4 separate regions of the Mus musculus genome follow, and all the other regions are linked to region 1. The links are chromatin loops, found by intact Hi-C in ENCODE. Cell type or tissue: heart. All regions are shown on one strand.

Region 1 (5,000 bases):
TTACATACTACGTCAGAATTTTCGATATATCCACTAGTTTTCGTTTTCCTTGAACTCTCTACAAACACATCCTTTATCCAGGATTACTTTCAACCTCATTTAAATGTCTACTTCCAATTATTTAAATTCCTTATATTGGCAACCTATAGCTACAGAGAATTGAGAATACCTGCTATTATAGGTGAAGCAAAGAGGCCCTGGTGAGCAGTACAGAAGATGAACTGCTATTATTTAGTGAAGACTGTATTATATAAACAAAACTGGGTCAGGAAGAACACTCAGCTCACCTGAGTAAATAAAAATCAATTTATGTACAAATCTGACAAATAAAATCAATTTATGTACAAATCTGACAACCTCAGTCTAACCCCCAGAACACAGCTGGATGAATTGGTCAACATCTGTAATCCGAATATTCTACTTTGGGACAGAAGATGGAGCACAGGAATGACCCAGATCTCTGGGTCACCTAGCCTTACATATGTAGCTCTGTGGAAGAAACAGGAGGGATCCTGGCTCAACAAGGGAGAATGTGAGCTCCAACTCTTGAGGCCTTCCTTTGGCCTTCACAAGACAGCCATGGAACACGCTTACCCACCCCCGCACACATGCATACACAGAAAACTCACATTACAGGTGGACCTAATACCAAAGTCGTGATGAGATCAACAAAGACAGTATAAAATATGTCACTTACCAACTGCACCTGACCCAAAGGTATCATCATTAAATTGATCAATTTCTTCATCTTCTTCTCCCAGGCCTTGAAATGCATCTTCATCTTCATCTAGAGGACAATCCTCCAAAGACTACAAAAGAAAAAAAAAGGATGATTAATTTCTCAAGACATTTATATAGTCATTTAAAGTTGGGCCTTTTTAATGATACAAAATTCCTTTATATCACTGTTTGAAATAGTGGTAATTATAAATGAATACTTTATCATCCTGAGTTTCATGTAACTTTTTCAACAAAATTCCATATTACTCATTACATCCCTGTCGTTTTCCCAATGCTTTTAAGTCTGTCCATTTTTCTTCCTCTTTCCTGTAGGACTAAACTCTAGCCAGAAAACAGAACACCATCTTTTTTAGCTGCAATTTAAGTTAAGCGTTAAAAAACAATCACAACTTCTTTCTACACTTACAAAGTTGTCTATGTGATAATGCTAGGTCCCCTGGAACTGTAGTTACAAGCTGTGAGCTGCCATGTGGGTGCTGGGAACTGAACCAGGGGTTTGTGGAAGAGCAGCCATCTCTCCAGCTCCCAGACACCTCTATGTCTCAGACTCTGTACTAGGTATTATACCTCTGTGCCTTAAACTGTAATTCTGAGCCAAACACAACTTTGAAAGAAATCTGTGTGAGGATTAAACACAGCAAAGATTTTAGAAAGCTGAACAAAAACTAGAATCCCCATCACATCTTGGGTATGCTCTAATTTATTTTGTTTTAGTTACTATTTCTCTAGGTACAGTCTGGCTTAGAACTCCTGATTCTCTTGCCGCAGTCTCCAGGGAGTAAAAATCACTAGACAAGCTTGGTATATCCTAATTTCAATCACTTATCCCAATACAGATTTATTCAGTTTACTAAGTTTTCTTTGCTTCTGGCAACTTCTATTCACAGTATCTCATCATCTCTCCTCATGTTTACAAAAAGTGAGTTGAGTCACAAGTGTAAGCTCAAGCTTTCTACTGTTTCCAATGTTTAAAGATTCCAAATTGGAATTCCACACTCTAGGGGAACAGCTTGTGATATAACTTACCTGGGAACTTTTAGGGGCCGTTTCTACCCAATCTTCCTCCCCCTAAAGAGCCAGCCCTGCAACTGCCTCCACACCAGAAGCAACTTCTAGCAACTCTCTATGAAATGGCAATCATCTACTGGACCAAATCAGGATGACTCGGTAAGGATTTCCCTAGCTCAGTCCTTAAACTACAAATCCGGAGTCTGTTTGGCCCCAAGAGTAGGAGTTGCTCAAGGTCACACAGCAGTAAGAGACGGTCAGCAAACAGCTCCGTTCTCCAAACAACGTCGCCAAACCCACACTTTTTCTCCCTTCTCCTAGAAGGAACTTCTGCGGGACACGCCCCCCTCCCCACTCCCAGCCTTCTTTCCAAGCCGACTGAAGTCTCAGCCCGAGGACCAGTCCCTGCCCCTCCACCTGACGGCAGCCCGCGTGCACAGGGCTGTGTGTAATCCGGGTGAAGGGGTTCCGGGGGCAGGGCGGGAAACGCTTCCGTGGGCATTCCCCGGGGATTCTGCCTCAGGAAAAACCACCGGGTAGGAGCCATGCAGGTCTCCAAGGCAGCTCCGCGAGCAGAGGCGCAAGCCAAGGGTCAGGTTACCGCACTTAACGGGCTCTCCCCGCCGCAAACCAGCGGCCGGCTCTCGCCAGTCCCGCCCCTCCGCGGTGCGCTGCGGGCCGCACCCGAGCCTCGCGGCCGAAGCGGGGTTCCCAGCCGCCCGCGCCCTGCCCCCTCCTCAGCCGCACAAGACCCGCGCGACGGGCGAGCAGAGGAAAAAAAAAGGGGCGCGCGGGCGAGGGAGGGGTCACTTCCGGTCGCAGCCACTCACCTCGTAGCGGAACATTCTTGGGGAGGGGGGAAGGGAGCGGGGAGGGGAGTGGGGGGAGGGAGGGAAAAGAAGCGCCGACTCCCCGGGCTGCTCCGCGCGCGCGGGTCTCCCACCGGCTCGCGACCCCTGGCCGCCGCCGTACGCCGGAGCGTGCGTGGGGACGTGCGCAGGCGCGCCTCGGGCTGGGCGGGCGCCCCGGCGGCGGCAGCTGCGCGGGGACAGATTTGGCGTTTGGCTTCCTAGTGTGAGCGGCGGGAAAGAGATCCCTAGGCGAGACACTGCGCACGCGCGGGCCGTCGGAGAGGGATGACCCAGAGAGCCCCGGCTTGCGGCTCCTCCTCCGTTTTCCTAACTGCACAGTTGCGCAGTGCTTTTGAGTCACGAGGTTCCCGTCACTGATTGGGCGGAGAAAAGCCTTGTGAATGTCACAGGATGCGACCCCCGAAGCGTCTCAGCAGAGAACATCGGGGATTTATTCTTGGGTGATTTCATTTAACGTCCAGTGTCCTCCTCGGGGTGCCTTGACTTGGTCTGTGAGGGGGGACTAGTATGGCAAGTCAGTATTCTTGGAAAGGGACAGGTCGCTGGCTGAATCAGTCGGGAGGCCAAGGCTGTGATTGATAGAGGCCAAAGTGTTGACAGCGTTTGGTTTTAGGAAAAAGACGAAGGCACATTTAACAAGGATTATCTAAGGTGATATTTTTAGATGCCAGGCCCTTCACCCCGTTGGAAAGCGGGAGAGCCCTAACGGGCCGCGCAGCCTTGGGGCTGGGGTCACCGCAGCAAGGTCGGTGAGCTTGGGCGCTGTGGACAGCCATTTCCGCTGAGGATGAAGCCCAGCGGAGTTTGTTCAGCTTCCGCCTCAGCACCCTGGTTCTAGAAGTCTGCTGCTTTGGTGCTTTATTGCCTGTAGCGAGACCGTTTGAGAGGGTGTCTTATTTTTTATTTTATTTTTGAGCCAGGGTTTCTCTGTGTAGCCTTGGCTGTCTTGTTATTCACTCTGTAGACTAGGCTGTCCTCGCAGAGATCCGCCTGCCTCTGCCTCACGAGTGTCACTCAGGCGGTTGTCTCACCTGGGAATGAATGGTGAACTTTAATTCCTTAACACGTTACTGTTAGCGTGACTGGATTAATCAACTAGTTTACTATAAGCATTGGATTTGAAAATAGAAGTTCTGGATTGGGAAACGTGTTTTTTCACTGCTGCGTGAAACTGGGCATGTCTTTCTAAACATCTGACCCTTCAGGTTTTCTTTCGTAAAATGGGTAAAATTATATCTACCTCACTAAGTAGTAATCGAATAGTTACATTCTCTGCTCTCTAGATAAGGAACCTGGAGGTTAGAGAGAAGTAGATAGCCTTAAGCTGCCCACCGGAAACTGTTGCAAAGTTGGCAGCTAAGATATCTGAATCCCCAAATCTGATCACTTAAGAGCAAATAGAATTGACTCTTGAAGAGAAGGCAAGGTAAGCTAATAAGTAATTTTCAAGAGTTATGAAACAAACTTTCATTTGTGAGGTAACAGGTTTTCACAATTACCCAAGTACTGAGAGGCTATGTAGACCAAGAGCTAGCAAACTCTGGACATAACTTCTTTTTTTAAGCCTGCCACCCCTCATTTACAAAACGTCTTTTGTTGGCTTGCTACTATTAGTTTTGTGCTGTGACCAAAATATCTGAGTAGACAGTTTAAATGGGGAAATGTTAATTTGGATTCAGGTTTCTGAGGGTGCAATTTGTGCTTGGTGCTAGCAAGTTTTGGAGTGGGAGTGTGTGGCAAGGGCCATTTGTTTCTTGTAGAAGAAGAAAAAACCTGAGCTATAGAAGAGGTTTAAGATTCAGTTTCCCACAGGGTCCCCAGTGAAGGTGCTAGAGAAAGAGCCTAAGGAGATGAAAGGGTTTGCAGCTCCATAGGAGGAACAACAATATGAACAACAGTATGAACTAACCAGTATCCCCAGAGCTCCCAGGGACTAAATCACCAACCACAGAGCACACATGGTGGGATTCGTGGCTCTAGCTGCATATGTAGCAGAGGATGGCCTAGCCGCTCATCAATGAGAGGAGAGGCCCTTGGTCCTGTGAAGGCTCTAAGCCCCAGTATAGGGGAATTCCAGGGCCAGGAAGCAGGGTGGGTTGGTGACCAGGGGGAGGTGGGGAGGGACTAGGGAGTTTTCCGAGGGAAATCAGGAAAGGGGACACCATTTGAAATGTAAATAAAGTAAATATCTAATTAAAAAAAAAAAGATTAAGCTTCCAAGGGGCACACACCAGCTGCCACTTCCTCTGACCTTCCAGGACTTCCCAGGAATGGCATCACAATTCCAAACCCTCATAGTTTGAATCACTCATTATAATCACGACACTCTCTTCATTAGATTACAGTGCTCATGATCTAATTTTCTCTGACAAAATCTTC
Region 2 (5,000 bases), 90 kb after region 1:
CCTCCAACAAGGTCACATCTCCTAATCCCCTCCAAACTGTACATCAACAGGGGACCAAGCTTGCAAATATATGAGCAGGGGTGGGGTGGGGGTGGGCATTCTCATTCAGACCACCACAACAGGTGTGCATGCATAGGCCAGGAGGTGATGTCAGTGCCTTCCTCTATAACTCTCCACTTTGTTCACTGAGGCAGGGTCTCTTGGTGTATCTGGAGTTCATGGATTCCAGTGAGTCTAGGAAACCAACCTGGCCCAGTGATTCCTGTCTCAGCCTCCCCAGGCCGTGGGTTTCCATGCCGTAGGTTCTGGGGATCCAATTCTGCTCCTTCCATTTGCATGGCAGGTCCACTGGCCCTCACTCAGTCCTGAGTCTCTGATCAACTGATCAGAGGTATGTTGTCAGTGAATACTGAGAATATTATTGTGTATGTGACTGAAAATTTCCACGAATTTTCAGTTCCTCATTTTTTCTTTTTCCTTTTTTTTTTGAAAATATATATATATATTTTTTTCACATAATACATCCTGATTACAGTTTCCCCTTCCAGTCCCTTCCTCCCTTCATTCCCATCTGGATTTACCCCCTCTCTGTCTCATTAGAAAACAAACAGGCTTCTAGGAGATAATATTAAAATACAATAAGGTAAAACAAAAATTAACATTAGTATTGAACAAAAGAAGGAAAAGAGCCGAAGAGAACCAAGAAACAGAAACATTCATTTGCACACTCAGAAATCCCATCAATGCATCACACTGGAAGGCAGGCATAATCTATATGAAAAGTGATAAAGAGAAAGGAGATGTGTTCTAGTGGATGTGTGGAGAACTATGGAGGAAGCAGATGCCTCCGCAGGCCCATGCTGAGACATCCCTTCCCCCTGAAGAACCAATCACAGGATAGAATAGAGTTTATTCAGGGCATGGGGAGGGGAGTTAGGAGGGTAGTAGAGGTAGAGAAAGGCAGAGAGAGAGAGGAAGTAGAGGAGAAGAGGAGGAGAGGCCAGCCATGAGCACATAGAGAGAGAGGGGGAAGGGGAATGGGGAAGGGGCAAGGGGACAGAGAGCAAGAAGGGAAGAGCAAGAGCAAGAAGACAAGAGAGGGAGGCGAGGGCAAGCAGACCCTTTTTATACTGTTGCCAGGTAACTGTGGGGAGGAGCATACCTGGCTGTTGCCAGGTACTTGTGGTGTGCAGCTTAGACACAGTGCTTACACAAAGGGCCTGTAGGGTAGACAGAGAGAAGAAAAGAAAAGAAAAAGAAAAAGAAGATGAAATTTTAAAAAAGAAAATTGAAGAGAAAAGCATTGTCATGGCACTGGAAGACAAAGAATCTCCAAAGATGCCACTGAATTAATTATTTGTTGGTCGTCTACTGCAGGGCATTCCCATAAGAAGAGTTTGTTTTCATTTGCAAATGGTTCTGAAACTGGGACCTGGATGGATGCAAGGCTGGAAATCTCCTCAGGCCTTTGCTTTCTAACGTGGAAATCTACAAGCCTGTTAAGTTTCAAACCAGCGAACAGTGGCTGAGGTGCCTATTTAACATATCAAAGTGGACCTGGCCTCCAGGTTCTCCCAGCATCCCTCAGTCCCTACCTGTTACAGGGATACCCTCTACCCAGAACTTTCCAGCCCAGGGCCTGGGTTGCCCTTCCCTCAGCAGCAATTCCCTACATAATTCAGACATTTTGGTGATCTACCCTCCTTTTGGCTCCTTATGTATTTTTGGCCTCCCTTCCCCTCCCCAACACCTCACGTGGTTTAGGTCATGACCACTCTGGACTCCCTGATGTGTCTGCCTCTGGCTATTCTCAGTCACATACTGATAATAAACTTCCTCCTCCAGCCTACCTAGAAGTCATGTGCTTTCCTTTTTATTTTTTTCATTCAAAGACATGTATTGCAAAACTGAGAAAGCAACCAGGGGAGCAACCCTTAGTCTGGATGTATACTATCATACCATCTGCAAATAAAGATATTTTGTCTTTTTCCTTTTCGATTTGTATTTCCTTGATCTCCTTCAGTTGTTGCTCTAGCTAAGCTTTAAAATGCTTTATTGAATAGGTATGGAGACAATGGACAACCTAGTCTTGTTTCTGAATTTAGTGGGATTGCTGTTGGGGTACACTGTGTGAAGGTATGTCTCTGCATACTCAATTGTTAATTCTGTACTAGCAGACAGCACCAGCCTCACATTTTGTAAATATTCGTTCTTCCTTACCCGCCTAAGGCAATCAAGAATTGCATCTGATTGGTTGTAATAAAGAGCTGACAGTCAATAGCTGGGCAGGAAATGAAGGGCAGATCTTCTGGGTAGAGAAGGGACACTGGGAAAAGAAATGAGACTGGGGGTGTGGGGTTTGCCAGGGGACATGGGGGTGAATGGAGGGAGGTGAACAGAGTGGAGCAGAGAGGGAGAGCTGGCCAAGTGGTGGGATATAGTGCCAGGATTAGTGGGTTAGAGACAGTCCCAGCTGAAAGGCCTAAGCTTTAAAATATTAAAAAGCCTCTGTGTCTTTATTTATTTTGCTGGCGGGTCCAAGCTATAGATTGCTTTGAGTTTTTCTCCATTTATGTTGGTGTTAGCTATGGTTTTGCTGTAAACTGTCTTTATTATGCTTAGATGTGTTCCTTGTATCCCTAATCTCTCTAGAAGTTTTATCATGAAGAGGTGTTAAATTTTAGTTTATTTGTAAGGTGGATTATAGTTACTGATTTTTGTATATTGAACCATCGCTGTATCTCTGGGATGAAGCCGACTTAATTATGGTGAATGATTTCTTTTGATGTGTTCTTGGATTCAGTTTGCAAGTATTTTATTGAGAATTTTTGCATCTATGTTTATAAAGAAATTGGAATGCAATTCTCTTTCTTTGTATGTCTTTATTGGTAACGGTGGCCTCAATGAACTGGGCAATGTTTCTGTTTCTATTTTGTGGAATGATTTGAAGAGGAGTGGCTTAACTATTTTTTCAAAGTGTGGTAGGATTCTGTACTCAAACCATTTGGCCTTGGGCATTTTTTGGTTTAGAGACTTTAATTACTGCTTCATTTTCACGAGGGTAATAGCTTTGTTTTAGTTGCTCATCTGATCTTGATTTGAGTTTGGTGAGTGGCATCTATTGAGGAAATTAATCATTTCTTTTACATTTTCCAATTTGGTGGAGTGCATTTCCTCAGTGTCTGTTGTTATGTCCCCCTTTTCATGTCAAATTTTGTTTATTTGAATACTCTCTGCCTTTTTTTTTAAATTTGGATAAGAGTTTATCAATCTTATTGATTTTTTTTCAAAGAACCAACTTTTGTTTCATTGATTCTCTGTATTGTATTGTATTTGTTTCAGCCCCGAGTTCGATTATTTATTAACATGTACCCCCTTTGGGTGTAATTTCTTTTCTTTTCTTTTTTCTTTCTTTCTCTTTCTTTCTCTCTTTTTTTGTTCTAGAGTTTTTAGATGTGCTGCTACGTAATTAGTTTGAGATGTCTCCAATTTCTTTTAAGTATATGTACTTAGTGCTATGTGTTGGGTAGATTCCCTCAATTCTAAGAATAGAATGAATATTCTAAGGGTGGTGGAATTCAAGACATCCAATTTTAGAAACACCTTAGGTTTGTCCCTCCTCCCCGCCCCCTGCCATTCATTGTTTTTTGAGACAATGTCTTTCACTGGCCTGGCGCTCACAGCTAGGTAGATCTGGCTGGTAAATCTCAGGGATCCACTGTTTCTACTTTCCCAGTTCTGGAATTACCAGTATGTGCCACTGTGTTTGATTATTATTATTATTATCATTATTATTATTATTATTATTATTATAAGTTCTGGGAATTGAACTCCGGTCCTCATATTTGTGGAGGAAGCACTTTACTGACTGAGCTATCTCTTAAGCTCTGACTTATGTTTTTTTTTTTTTTTTTAAGTGTCTGGATTAAGGCAAGAAGTAATAGGGAAGAAAACTTGTTCTGTATAATAACTTTTTAACAGAGCTGGTACCATTCAGTCATGGAAGGTACTACCTTGGGAGTATACAGAAAAACTGAGCAAATTAAAATGACCAGTGACCACTAACAAAAAGCTGTTCCATGCTATGTATCCTATGGTGGCCTTATCTAATGCACCTTTCTGATTCTATAATAGTCTGTGACTTTCATTGTATCACAGCTATTGTCCAGCTATGTAAATTAGATATCGGTAGTAAGCAGAGTGCTTCTATTCATGGAGATTATAAGGACTTAGTGTACAGGAGAAGCACGGTTTCTTCTCCCATCCCCAGAGCTAGTTTTGCATCAAGTAACCTATTCATGCCAGCCTTCCTGCTGTTTGTCTGTGGATCTGAATGAGTTTAACCTCTTACTGGTTGCTTCACTAATAAGCTAAAACATTAAAATATATTCATTTTATATTTGCATGAGAGTCACAATTTTTTCCCTGTTGAAATCAATTATATCCTTTAAAATAATTTGCTGGGACTTAAAAAAATTTTTTTTTTACTTGTATGAATGTTTTTGCCTGCATTATGTCTGTATACCACATGTGTGTAACCTCTGCAGAGCCCAGAAGAGGGCGTTGCATCCCCTGGAACTGTGTGTCACCATGTGGATGCTGGGAATTGAACCCAGGTCCTCCAGTCAGTGTTCTTTACTGCAGGGCCGTTTTTTGCAGCCTAAAATCAATCGCGTCTTAACTGGAATCCTTTGTTCTTGCTTCAAAATGAATCCATCCTCCTTCCTCACTTCTGTCCAGATTTCAGACGTCCACACTTCGAGAGTTTTTCACTGTAACCCCTCTTACTGGAGAGGTTGAAACAGGAGAATGGCAAGTTCAAAGCTTGCCTGGGCAATTCAGGGAGATTCTGTCTGAAAGGAGAAAACCTAAGGGCTGATGCTAGAGAATGAGCTCGGTGGCGGAAGGTTTTCCAAGTGTTTGCTGGGCTGGGGTGGGGGTGTTCAAGCCCTAGCTGTAGGGTTACGACCACCAGGGGGCGTGGAAACTTTCGCAGTCCT
Region 3 (5,000 bases), 98 kb after region 1:
GACCCAAATCCTCCCTCCTCTATCCTCAGATAACCTCCCGTACATCTAACAGTCTTGTACCTTCATGTCTTCTCTTTCCTTTTCTCTTTAAAAATTTTACATAATCAATTGAGTCCAGTAAAGGATGCCTGCATGCAAATCAGTATGGGGCTGTCTACCAGAGCATGGGTGGCCTGCCAAGGGGACACACTCCAGAAGGAAGAAAAATGATTCCCCCTTTCCCTAGAAGCCGGCGACTGCCAATGGCTCCTCACTTAGGGGTGGAGGGAGCCTCATGAGCCCTCAATCTGTGATGGAATGTCACGTGGCTAGATTTTGTGCCGGCAGTCACAACTTCTGTGTGCTACAGCCATGTTGTGTCCTGAAGACAGCCTCTCACAGCGTTTTCCCCATCCTCTGGCTCTTCAGTCCTTTCTGCCTTCTCTTCACCATAGCTCAGGAGTCTGGATGGTAATAGCATAAATAGCCCATCTAGGGCTGAACACCCAACTGCTGCTCATTTTCAACACTGAGTAGTTAGGAGTCTTTGCGTGGGCTGCTGCCCATTGTCCATAGAAGGTCCTCTGATTAAGGTTGAGGGCAGCCCTAATCTGTAGCCATGAACATAAATACTTAGAAGGCAGTCTGACAGCATGACCATGTAGCAAAGCATCAGTAGTAGGTACACTCGCCTCCAAGCTCCTTGATGCTGCCTTTGTAAAATAGAAAACGCGGTTGGTCTCAGACTGTGCTTCTGCCATTATTAATGGTTTCTGTGAAGAACACTGAGGTATGTGTGCCTTACCAACCATACTGTGTTGTGTCATCCCCTTCCTCTACACTGTCCTTTACCCCAGCGACCACCTTTTTCTTTGGTAACAAGATAGGGTATGATCTGTTTCTGATTCCTGTTATCTACAAGAAAGATTTGCTAACCTGCTTGCAATACATTTCCCATTGAGAAGCCTATGCAATGTCTTTCTAAACCCAGGGGAGAGAGGGTGATAGCTCTCTTCAGATAGCTGGGGGCTGTGTCATGTGCTTCAGGTAAGTTTCACTGTGAGTAGGCAGGAGGGGAAGACATGGGGTAGAAATCAGAAATCTTTAAGAAAGTATCTTTTTTTTTTTTTTTTTTTTTTTAAACAAATGTAATTAGCTGCTCAAGGATTGGGCAGGCCAGCTGAATAGATTCCTCTACCATGAGAGGTAGGCAAGGAGACTTTTGAGGTGTTGATCTCTGTAGGAATTTGAGCATCTCTTGGAGAGGGAAGATGAAGGATAGGAGATTGAAGGCCTCCATGAACCCCAGGAGTGTATGGTTCTGTGAGATGTTAATTAGTATTATTTGTCTTACTGTTCTGGAGTCCACAAGGATTGGTGCCTTGGAGTCACACCTGTCAAGGTGATCAGCGGTCTTCCCCTCAGGGTCTCTGTGCAGGTGAAATGAGATAATCTGTGATGGTCATCTACTACAGTACATGTGAACTGGCCACACTTAACTCCCCGGGAGCAATGTCCACCCTCAACCACATATGGTCCTAAGGCTGTGGTCACAGGACCTGGCTTAGCTCATCTCCTGACTGCCTCCTGAGGGGCTGCCATCAGCGTTTTCTTGTTTATCTAGGAGTTTGCTGGGAATGTGCAGTGACTGCACCCCGCCCTCCTGCTCTTCTCACACACCTCTCAGTAACTGAACTTTGAGTCTGCTGGGCAATTCCTGACCCAGGAACCTTTTGTGTGGTCCTGATTTTACTCAGTAAACATTTACTAACTGCCTATTGTGTACCAGGCCCTGCTGAGATGCTGGGATGTATCAGTGAGCAACATTTGTCTCTAGAGCGTAGGAGGTTCACAGTTGGGTAGAAAGAACAGAGGACTGGATAGCATGATGCGTAATTCTTGGGATAGAAGCAACCACAGGAAGACCCTTTGGACTGGGAGATAGGAGATGAGTCTGCGGTGCCATTTCCAGCAGTAGTTTTTGAGTGGAGATCCCTCTTTGAATCTGGTATCTTCAAATGCAAATAGAATTTATTTGGAAGAACACATGGATCCTAGGTTTTCTCCCTTTTTCTCCCTTTGGTGAAACAAAGCATTAAGAACATAAAAACATGCATTGTAACATCAAAAGGAGCTTGTGTGTGTGTGTGTGTGTGTGTGTGTGTTCACACTACATCCTAGCCATCATAATTCAGAACTTTTAGAACTGTGTGTATCTTGCTGCATATGAGGTTTGACAGAATTACGGTACAAAGTCCTTATTTTAAAGAATAGGTCAGATAGGGAAAACATACATTTCATGGAAAGAGAGATGAGGTAAAACCTCATAATGAAAACAGAGCAGCCAGTGATGTATAGTAGTAAGACTTCAGAGGCCTCCCTACAGACCTACCAAGCAAAACTGAAGTGACTTGGATGTATTCGACCTTCTACGTCCAAGACCATTAGGGAACAGTATTGAATCAGTCACTCTGCAGCCTAGGCTTGGGCTTTTGCTCTGCCTGTCTTGGTCTTGCTGCTGCCTAACAGCCTGCACATGTCCTTCCCCACAGGAAGTTCAGGGTCTCTGAGGAACGAAGCTCTGCGGTAATCCTGTCAGAAATAAGGGGCGTTTGAGCCTAAGTGCTTGCCCAGTCCCACCCAGTGCCAGGTGCCCTGGGTCATAAGGAATCTTAGCATACCAAACTGCCCTTTGTTGAGATTTTGTCTCTTTTCAGTAATAGGTTTTCTAACCGGTCTGGATTCCTTCCTGGCTCCTCTCTGTGCCTGGGAGGATTCATTTCCTGGGAGGGATGTTTTGCTGAGAGTGACGGGGATTGAGTGGGGATTATAGGCCCATCAGCGGGAGGCCAGAGAGAAACGCTGGGACCAGAGAAGGGGATTAACTTTGTTTTTATTCCCTTGAGCTTGGGGGAGGTTAGGACACTGGCAGGAGCCGTCCACGCTGTCCTCTCTCCTCCCACTGTTTCCTTCCGACCATTGTTGCCCCTGCCCCACTCTCCAGGCTCATTCTTCACCCACAGTCACTCCCTAACTGCATCCTAGGATACTCTCTATCCAGGCCCGCTGCTGTGTGCTATTTTGCAACTAAGTAAGTTAGTGCTTTTTTTTTTTTTTTTTTTTTTTTAATCATTACTACATAGAGGGTTTGAAACCACCTTCTGCTAACTTCTTTTTCATTTTTTTTTTCAAGACAGGGTCTCACAGTATAGTTGTGGCTGTCCTGGAACTCACTGTGTAGAACAGGCTGGCCTCGAACTCTGCCTGCCTTTGCCTTCCAAGTGCTAGAGTTAATCATGCGCCACTGCACCCAGCTTCACTGGCTTCTTAATGAATGACACTTTATATTCCATATCGGCTGTTTAAGTAAGACTGGTGACTCATGTACTTGTCATGTGAACTATAGCAAGCATCACTTATTGAGCAGATTGCTTTTGTCCAGGACTTTCCCTTCTCTCCAGTCATCTCCATTCTACAAGATGAGGTGGTGGTGTGTGTCATTCCCCTCTTACAGGCGAGGCATGTGAGGCTTGGATTTGACTGACATGCATGCTTAGCCTGGAAGTGATGGGTTCAAGAATGAACATGCTTGTTTTGCCTTTTGAGTCATCTTCCCACACTGTATCTGACCACCCCCACTGTACTGTGTATCTCCCCCCTCCCCCACAAGCAATAAGTCCTTGGGGCCCCAGTACCCAGTATTCTGCATGGTAGTCACACATTATATGTTCTCTGCCTGCTGGTCTGCATCAGCTTGGCTCTTACACATCCCTTATTCTTCTTCCCTTATTTCTTGTTCCATTCTCTGGTTAGTGAGGCTTTACCTGATTGGAGTAGAACATTTACTCAGGGAATCCATAACTTTGTTAATGAAGTGAAAAGTCACTGGTGGACACACAAGGTGGATAAATTCCAAGGCTCTTCCCTTTATTAAAATTCCAATTCAAGCCAGGTGTGGTGGCGCACGCCTTTAATCCCAGCACTTGGGGGGCAGAGGCAGGCGGATTTCTGAGTTTGAGACCAGCCTGGTCTACAAAGTGAGTTCCAGGACAGCCAGGGCTATACAGAGAAACCCCCGTCTCGAAAAACAAACAAGCAAACAAACAAACAATCCAGTTCAAGAAGTCACAGAGGCTGTCTTTGATCAGAAAGACAATGGCAGACAACATATGGATACCTAAGTGAAAACCCAGCTACTTCATTTTCTCTCTGGTAAAATCCTTCTCATCCCCTGATGCTGGGCTCTGGTGTCATCGCCGTGGGAAAGCTTCCCAGGCTAAATCCATTAACCCTGCATTCCCTGACTCCACAGATTCTTTTTTCTGTTGATACAAATACAGCCATATAGCTAACATAGTATTATTATTATTGTATTAGTTTGCAGGTCTTACCCATTGGAGGGTAGAAAGCTGAGTTCCAAGCCATTCAGTAGGTGAACTGAGTTAATGCTGTTGATGAATTCAGCTACCTGCAGATTTTGTAGTCCCAGACCGGCTTTATCTCTAGCCTCCTTTATGCACAGCCCCACTTCAGCTTTTTCCCACCACTGTCTTTCCTGCTAGGTCACTCTGCTTTGTGGCCTTTGGCTGTTTCTATGGCAACATTTCCCAGTGTGTGCGGAGCCAGAGTACAGCTACTGCCTAAAGAGATTAGTAGAGCATGTACTGTCTGGGTATGCCAGCTGTCTGGGTTAGGGAAGCGTGATATAGCATCAGGTTTGCTTACTTTTTAAAAAAAAGGTAATTTCCTTTTTTTTTTAAATTTATTTTTTTACACTCTATTTTTATCTGCCCCCCCCCCCAACCCACCCTCAGACTGTTCCACATCTCCCACTCCTCCCTACCCCCTGTCTCCACATGGATGTCCCCACCCTCCATCCCACCTGACCGCTAAACTCCTTGGGGCCTCCAGTCTCTTGAGGGTTAGGTGCATCATCTCTGAATGAACACAGACCTGGAAGTCCTCTACTGTATGCGTGTTGGGGGCCTCATATCAGCTGGTGTATGCTGTCTGTTTGGTGA
Region 4 (5,000 bases), 880 kb before region 1:
CCAAACTTTGTATCTTTCCATACTGTTGTGTAGATTTTAACTTAAGACGTTTGCATCTTCGAAGTGTAAGGAGTCTCCTTGAAAGTCGTTTCCTGGTTGCAATGTGTAAAAGGCAACCCAAGGAATGCAAACAATGTTTAAGAGGGAAAGAAATGCATACAAACGTATAAGAGGCTGCATTACCACCAGTTGCGGTTTGAACGATTGGAAAGCCCCCTTTCCCCATCAGGAAGGTACTTAGCTGTAAACGCTAGTCAGAGCTGCTATTATGACTGTGTTTCCTGTGCCGCAGAAACATCTACAGACCGCAAAGGCATTCAGCCTCGGGGTGGAGAACGTGAGCGACAGCTAACTTATCCACAAAAAAATCAGTGAGTCACGCTAACCGGCTCTCCAGCTCCAGCACCACAGCCAACGGCAATTCCGTGGCGCCCCATCCCTACCAGGAAACAACTTTACACTTCGTCCTACACGTTTTATTAAAATTAAGTTGACAGACGCAGAACGAGTCCCTAACCTCCTGGGCTTCACAAGTGAGAGGCTCAACACAAGATGGAGGAATAAAAAGGAGCGTAGCTAACAGGTCGCAGAGGAGGCGTCAAATGACCAGACCGAAGTAAGTAAAGACTATGACGAGGGCACTTCGGAGCACTTACACAAAAAAAGATTAAAAGAAGTAGGATTCTCTCCCAGGGACCCCTAGCCTGTAATTGGCTCAATATTTTTGCCAGTTGTACGCAGGCGTCGCGACCTAACCCGGAAGCAATGCCTCGCTAAAACGTAATCTCAGACCTCAGATAGACGCTCCCAGCCTTCCCTCTGCCTCTAGTTTCCCATGATTTCTCTGGAAGCGCAGAGTAAATAGGACTACGTCTCCCAGAGTGCCCTCGGCGAAGTTGGCCCTGCGCGTGCGCCTCACGACTATCCCGCGCTGTCCCCTCGGCCCCGCCTCTATCCTATCGCCGCCATTTTTTCAGAGACTTTCATCCGGCAACGGACAGGGCCTTTTTTTTCTTAAAGGAGAAGCTGCAACTCAAATAATTTACCACTTCTCCCCTCGAGAGCTGGCGGCGCTGGGGACAGAAAGGCCAGAGCAGGAAGGTGGGGGTCTGGGTGGAGGCGGGATAACGTCCAGGCTACTTCTTAGGCTAGTAAGAACCCTTGAGGGGACAGCGGCGCCTCCGGGAGGCAGGTGCGCGCGCAGCCGGCAGGGGGGTGCGCGCGCGGCTGAGAACGGTGCGTTTTGTCCTCGCCTCCGCCCTCGCCAGCCCTGCCCCTCCCACCGCCCCTAGCTTGAGCCGAACTCCAAAGTGGGGGGGGAGAAAGGTCACTTTGGGATTGTCGCGAGACGCAGCCGTTTAACGGTGAGAACGGGCGCGCGGGCAAGGAAACCTCGCGCTCTCCCTCGGAGCCGTTTCCTGATTGGTTGGAGGAAGGGGTGGGGGAGGGCACCGAGTGCGCTGCTGCGTGTGAGACCGCGAGGGGCCGGGCCAGGGGGGCCGATCCTCCCCTCCGATTGGCCCGCTGCGTGTCCGTCCGGGTGCGCGCGTGCGCGCCGCCGGCGGTCGCTGGCTTGAGTGGCAGGGGGCGGGTGGGGGGGGGCGCCCTCGGAACGGGCGGAGGGGCGGGGGGGAGAGAGGCGCTCCGGAGTGAGGGAGCCGGACGCTCCGGGAGCCGAGGGGGGCGGGGGGAGCTGCGCCGCGGGCGCCGCCGCCTCCACCGCCTGGGACGCAGGGGTGGGGGACGGACGAGCCCCGATGCCGGGGGAGACGGAGGAGCCGCGATCCCCGGAGCAGCAGGACCAGGAAGGGGGCCCAGCAGCGGCGGCCGACGCGGCTTCGGAGGAGCTCCGGCCCGGCGCGGCGGCGGCGCCGGCGGCGCCTGCAGAGACCGCGAGCAGCCGCGTGCTGAGGGGAGGTCGGGACCGCGGCCGGACCGCTGCGGCCGCCGCCGCCGCCGCTGCCGCTGTGTCCCGCCGGAGAAAGGCCGAGTATCCCCGCCGGCGGAGGAGCAGCCCCAGCAACAGGCCTCCCGACGGCCCAGGGCATCAGCCCGCGGCCGCGAAGCCCCCGTCTCCTGCTCAGGGCAAGAAGAGTCCGCGACTCCAGTGAGTAACAGTCTTTGAAGCGTTGGGGAAGACCCCCCTCTAGTTCTCTCTCCCCTCCCGGCTCCCGTAGCGCCCGCTCCACGTGACACCCTGCTTGCTCTGCCCCCTGCCGGCTCGGCACGCCAGATGTCACGCCGCTGGCGGCCGGGCTCCGGCTGCTTCACTGCCTGTGGCCGCCAGCCCACGCCCGAAGTCGCCCAGTGCAGGCTGCACGCCCTCTGCCTCCCGCCTGCTCGGTCCTCACTCTGGCTTCTGCACCCCCTTTGTCAGCCTATCGCTTCCAGTGTTACATCACATCCCCGTTAGGAAATCAGCCGCACCATACTAGCCCTGAAGAGTGTTTTTACCTGTTCTTAACTTAGCATTCGAGCCACTTAGAAAGTAGCCTTCCTCGCCCTTCTAAATAGTCTGGTCGTCAGAGGAAAACACCGTTGTGCAAATTACAAGTATTTTCTACAACTAAACTAGATGTGTAGTTCTTTTTACTAGTATATAAACTTTTTCTTTATGCGGATATTTTAACGTAGGTACTTATTCTTAAAATTACATTGATCTGAATTACTACTTTGAACTAATTAGAGGCCCTTAACAGATGGCCAGGAGCAAAAATATTTTAAATTGCTCATTAGAGTAATGCTTAAGAATAATTAAGTACATGAGTTTATAAGTTACACGTTTTAATCAGATTAGTTATTCACTGTTTAAGAGTATTATGTCACTTGATTTACAAGTAAGAAAAAGACAGAAAATCAAAGAACAGGAATTTCGGTTTCAGATAACCTTCAACCTTCCAGTAGAGACAGTGCAAGGGCTTGGCTTACCTTAGACCTAGAAAATTTTTAAAGCTTAAAAACAAGCTTGCTCCAGAATTAAATCTATGACTTAGAACAGTTGCATGAGACACTTCAGGAATAAAATCCAAGTGTATCATATTTTGCTACAAGTGTTTTCCCGGGTTTTGAATGTGACTTAAGGAAGTTAACTTCTTTAAGAAAACTTGGGAACTATAGTTCTGTGGAGAGTAAAACTGTCCTTACAAATTTTTAAGCTGAATTGAAAGTTGTAACTGCTGTATGTACATTTTTACAAAAATCTTAATGTATTTAATCTCACAAACTTGAAAATATGTAAACCATTAATCTTAATTGGGCATAAATTCCTTAGGCAAAATCTTTTAACCTATGTGTCCTCTGTACACAGTTATATGGGGAATTACCTCTATGGCCTGAGTTTGTGTGTGTTAAATAAACCACACAATGTCTTACACACTAAAATAATAAATTCAACTTGTTATTTTGAGGAGTGATAGCCTAACAGAGGCAGGAGTACTTTATAGTGGTGTTTTTGTATATATTTTGTAGTGTTGTGGTTTTATATTACCTTACATAAACCTGCCACTTGAGAGTTAAGTACATCTGAATCAAGTGAAATTATACCTAGAATAGTGTTTAACTTTTCCCTACATCGTAGGAAGTGCTAATGGACCTTGAGTCTTATAATGCAATGGTAGAAACAGTTGATTTTGGATGAATATGATTACTTGGATTAGTCTTTTGATCACTGTTTTTCTTGTGAAGAGGAAGAAGCAGTCTTAATGTTCCTTTTCGTCTAGTACTATAGTTATGGTGATCTCTACCTCCGTTTGCTTTCAGACTTATCCCTTGCTCATGTATTTACAATTATACCATTTTATCAGATTCTTAAAAATTAACTTTCATTGTTTTTCTTGCACATTTCACTTATTCAGTGGCCCACAAATCAGAGAGATGTCAACACATACATTCCAGCTTTGCAGTCGTTGTTTGAAAAGTAACTAGGGCTAGTACTGTTACTCCTCTAGGGTGTAGAAGGCTGAATTAGATCTGGCCTTGTCTTCAAGGACCTTGAAGGAAACATTGATTAGTACTCATTTGGTTTGCAGATGTTCTTTGACAACACATTTTTTAAATTCATATTCTATTTATCCTTTGAGACATGCAGTTTTGAGTGTCAGTTTACTGAACTCTGACCTTGATTAATCTCTTCCAAATAAAATGACATTTAAAAGGGAGATGAGAAATTTAATGCATTATTAAATTATTATAATAAATTTGTTCTTTTCAGATCCTTTTCCCTCCCTGGTTAACTTTTCACTCACTTTCCCTATCCCTGCTTTTTTGCCTACAAAATTCTTATAACCTAATAACCTATATTTTTCTTTCAGTTAAAGAAATAGCCAAATACATAAAATCATTTAAAATATCAAAAACATAATTTGGATTAACTAAAATTTGTGTTATTAATGGAAGACATGTTATATAGTAAAGTAAAGCTTGAACTTGATGTTCAGGCTGAAAATTTGATGTCTCTGCTTATACTGCTCATTGGCTTATGACCATGAGCAGCAAGTCACTAGCATCTTTAGAGCTATTTCCTCTTTTGAATTTTGAGTTTGTGGCAAGAGCTTTACAGCTGAATAACAGGTTATACTTTAATTGACTCTATAACAACTTGACATTTTTGAGACTTGAGAATACATAATATGAATTCAGGAAAATAAAAATTACAGAAAATGTATTCAGAAGAAAGGCATCAAGTTAAATGTTAGATGCATTATACACAAAGACCTAAATAGCTAGTAGTTAAGAAGATAGATCCAATTTATATGAAGTTTGTGCTATTCAAAAATTAGCTCATTGTTTGCCGTATTTTAGTTATGATCCTCATTTCACTTGTGGATATGCTTCAAGAAACGGGAGGTATAATAGTTTGAAGGTTGAGGATATAATTTTTTCCCCTTTGGCTTGTTTCTTACAGTTTTTGGGTTTTTTTTTTTTTTTTTGGTGTGTTTGGTTGAATTGGATTTTATGTTTATTTCTTTCTTTGAAGACAGGGTCTCACTGTGTAGTCCTTG

Evidence for each region. A loop is a pair of places that touch in the nucleus more often than their neighbours do. Peaks named below come from ENCODE experiments on the same cell type or tissue, not always from the same donor. Only the 100,000 strongest peaks of a DNase experiment are listed, where the experiment ranks them.
Region 2: it touches region 1 in a loop (5-fold over the local background); 11 of 42 quality-filtered maps call a loop at or near these places.
Region 3: it touches region 1 in a loop (5-fold over the local background); 11 of 42 quality-filtered maps call a loop at or near these places.
Region 4: it touches region 1 in a loop (5-fold over the local background); 2 of 42 quality-filtered maps call a loop at or near these places.

The regions. Positions count from the first base shown.
Region 1 is chr19:11,910,157-11,915,156 of GRCm38, reverse strand. Patl1 (protein associated with topoisomerase II homolog 1 (yeast)) reads right to left here and starts at 2,758. Exons shown (of 19, transcript NM_172635.3): 1 at 2,580-2,758; 2 at 698-809. The coding sequence starts at 2,594. Gm31092 (a long non-coding RNA gene) reads left to right here and starts at 2,750. Exons shown (of 2, transcript XR_386559.3): 1 at 2,750-3,061. In heart, no CTCF peak of the experiment used is centred here; DNase peaks (open chromatin) are centred at 2,286 and 2,856; H3K4me3 peaks cover 2,983 bases; H3K27ac peaks cover 2,076 bases.
Region 2 is chr19:11,820,022-11,825,021 of GRCm38, reverse strand. It overlaps Gm41810 (a long non-coding RNA gene), which reads right to left. Exons shown (of 2, transcript XR_003952942.1): 2 at 2,745-5,000. It also overlaps a transcript of Stx3 not described here. Among named protein-coding and RNA genes, the nearest start is that of Stx3, 3.1 kb to the right of the region's middle. In heart, a CTCF peak has its summit at 4,976 (motif pointing right); a DNase peak (open chromatin) is centred at 4,991; H3K4me3 peaks cover 450 bases.
Region 3 is chr19:11,811,732-11,816,731 of GRCm38, reverse strand. All of the region lies in intron 1 of Stx3 (syntaxin 3), which reads left to right. Gm41810 (a long non-coding RNA gene) reads right to left here and starts at 1,062. Exons shown (of 2, transcript XR_003952942.1): 1 at 1-1,062. In heart, no CTCF peak of the experiment used is centred here; a DNase peak (open chromatin) is centred at 2,941; H3K27ac peaks cover 752 bases.
Region 4 is chr19:12,792,091-12,797,090 of GRCm38, reverse strand. It overlaps Zfp91 (zinc finger protein 91), which reads left to right and starts at 968. Exons shown (of 11, transcript NM_053009.3): 1 at 968-2,107. The coding sequence starts at 1,758. Gm44505 (predicted readthrough transcript (NMD candidate), 44505) reads left to right here and starts at 968. Exons shown (of 13, transcript NR_024093.1): 1 at 968-2,107. It also overlaps a transcript of Lpxn not described here. In heart, CTCF peaks have their summits at 1,219 and 2,233 (motif pointing left); DNase peaks (open chromatin) are centred at 350, 860, 1,450 and 2,280; H3K4me3 peaks cover 4,045 bases; H3K27ac peaks cover 2,779 bases.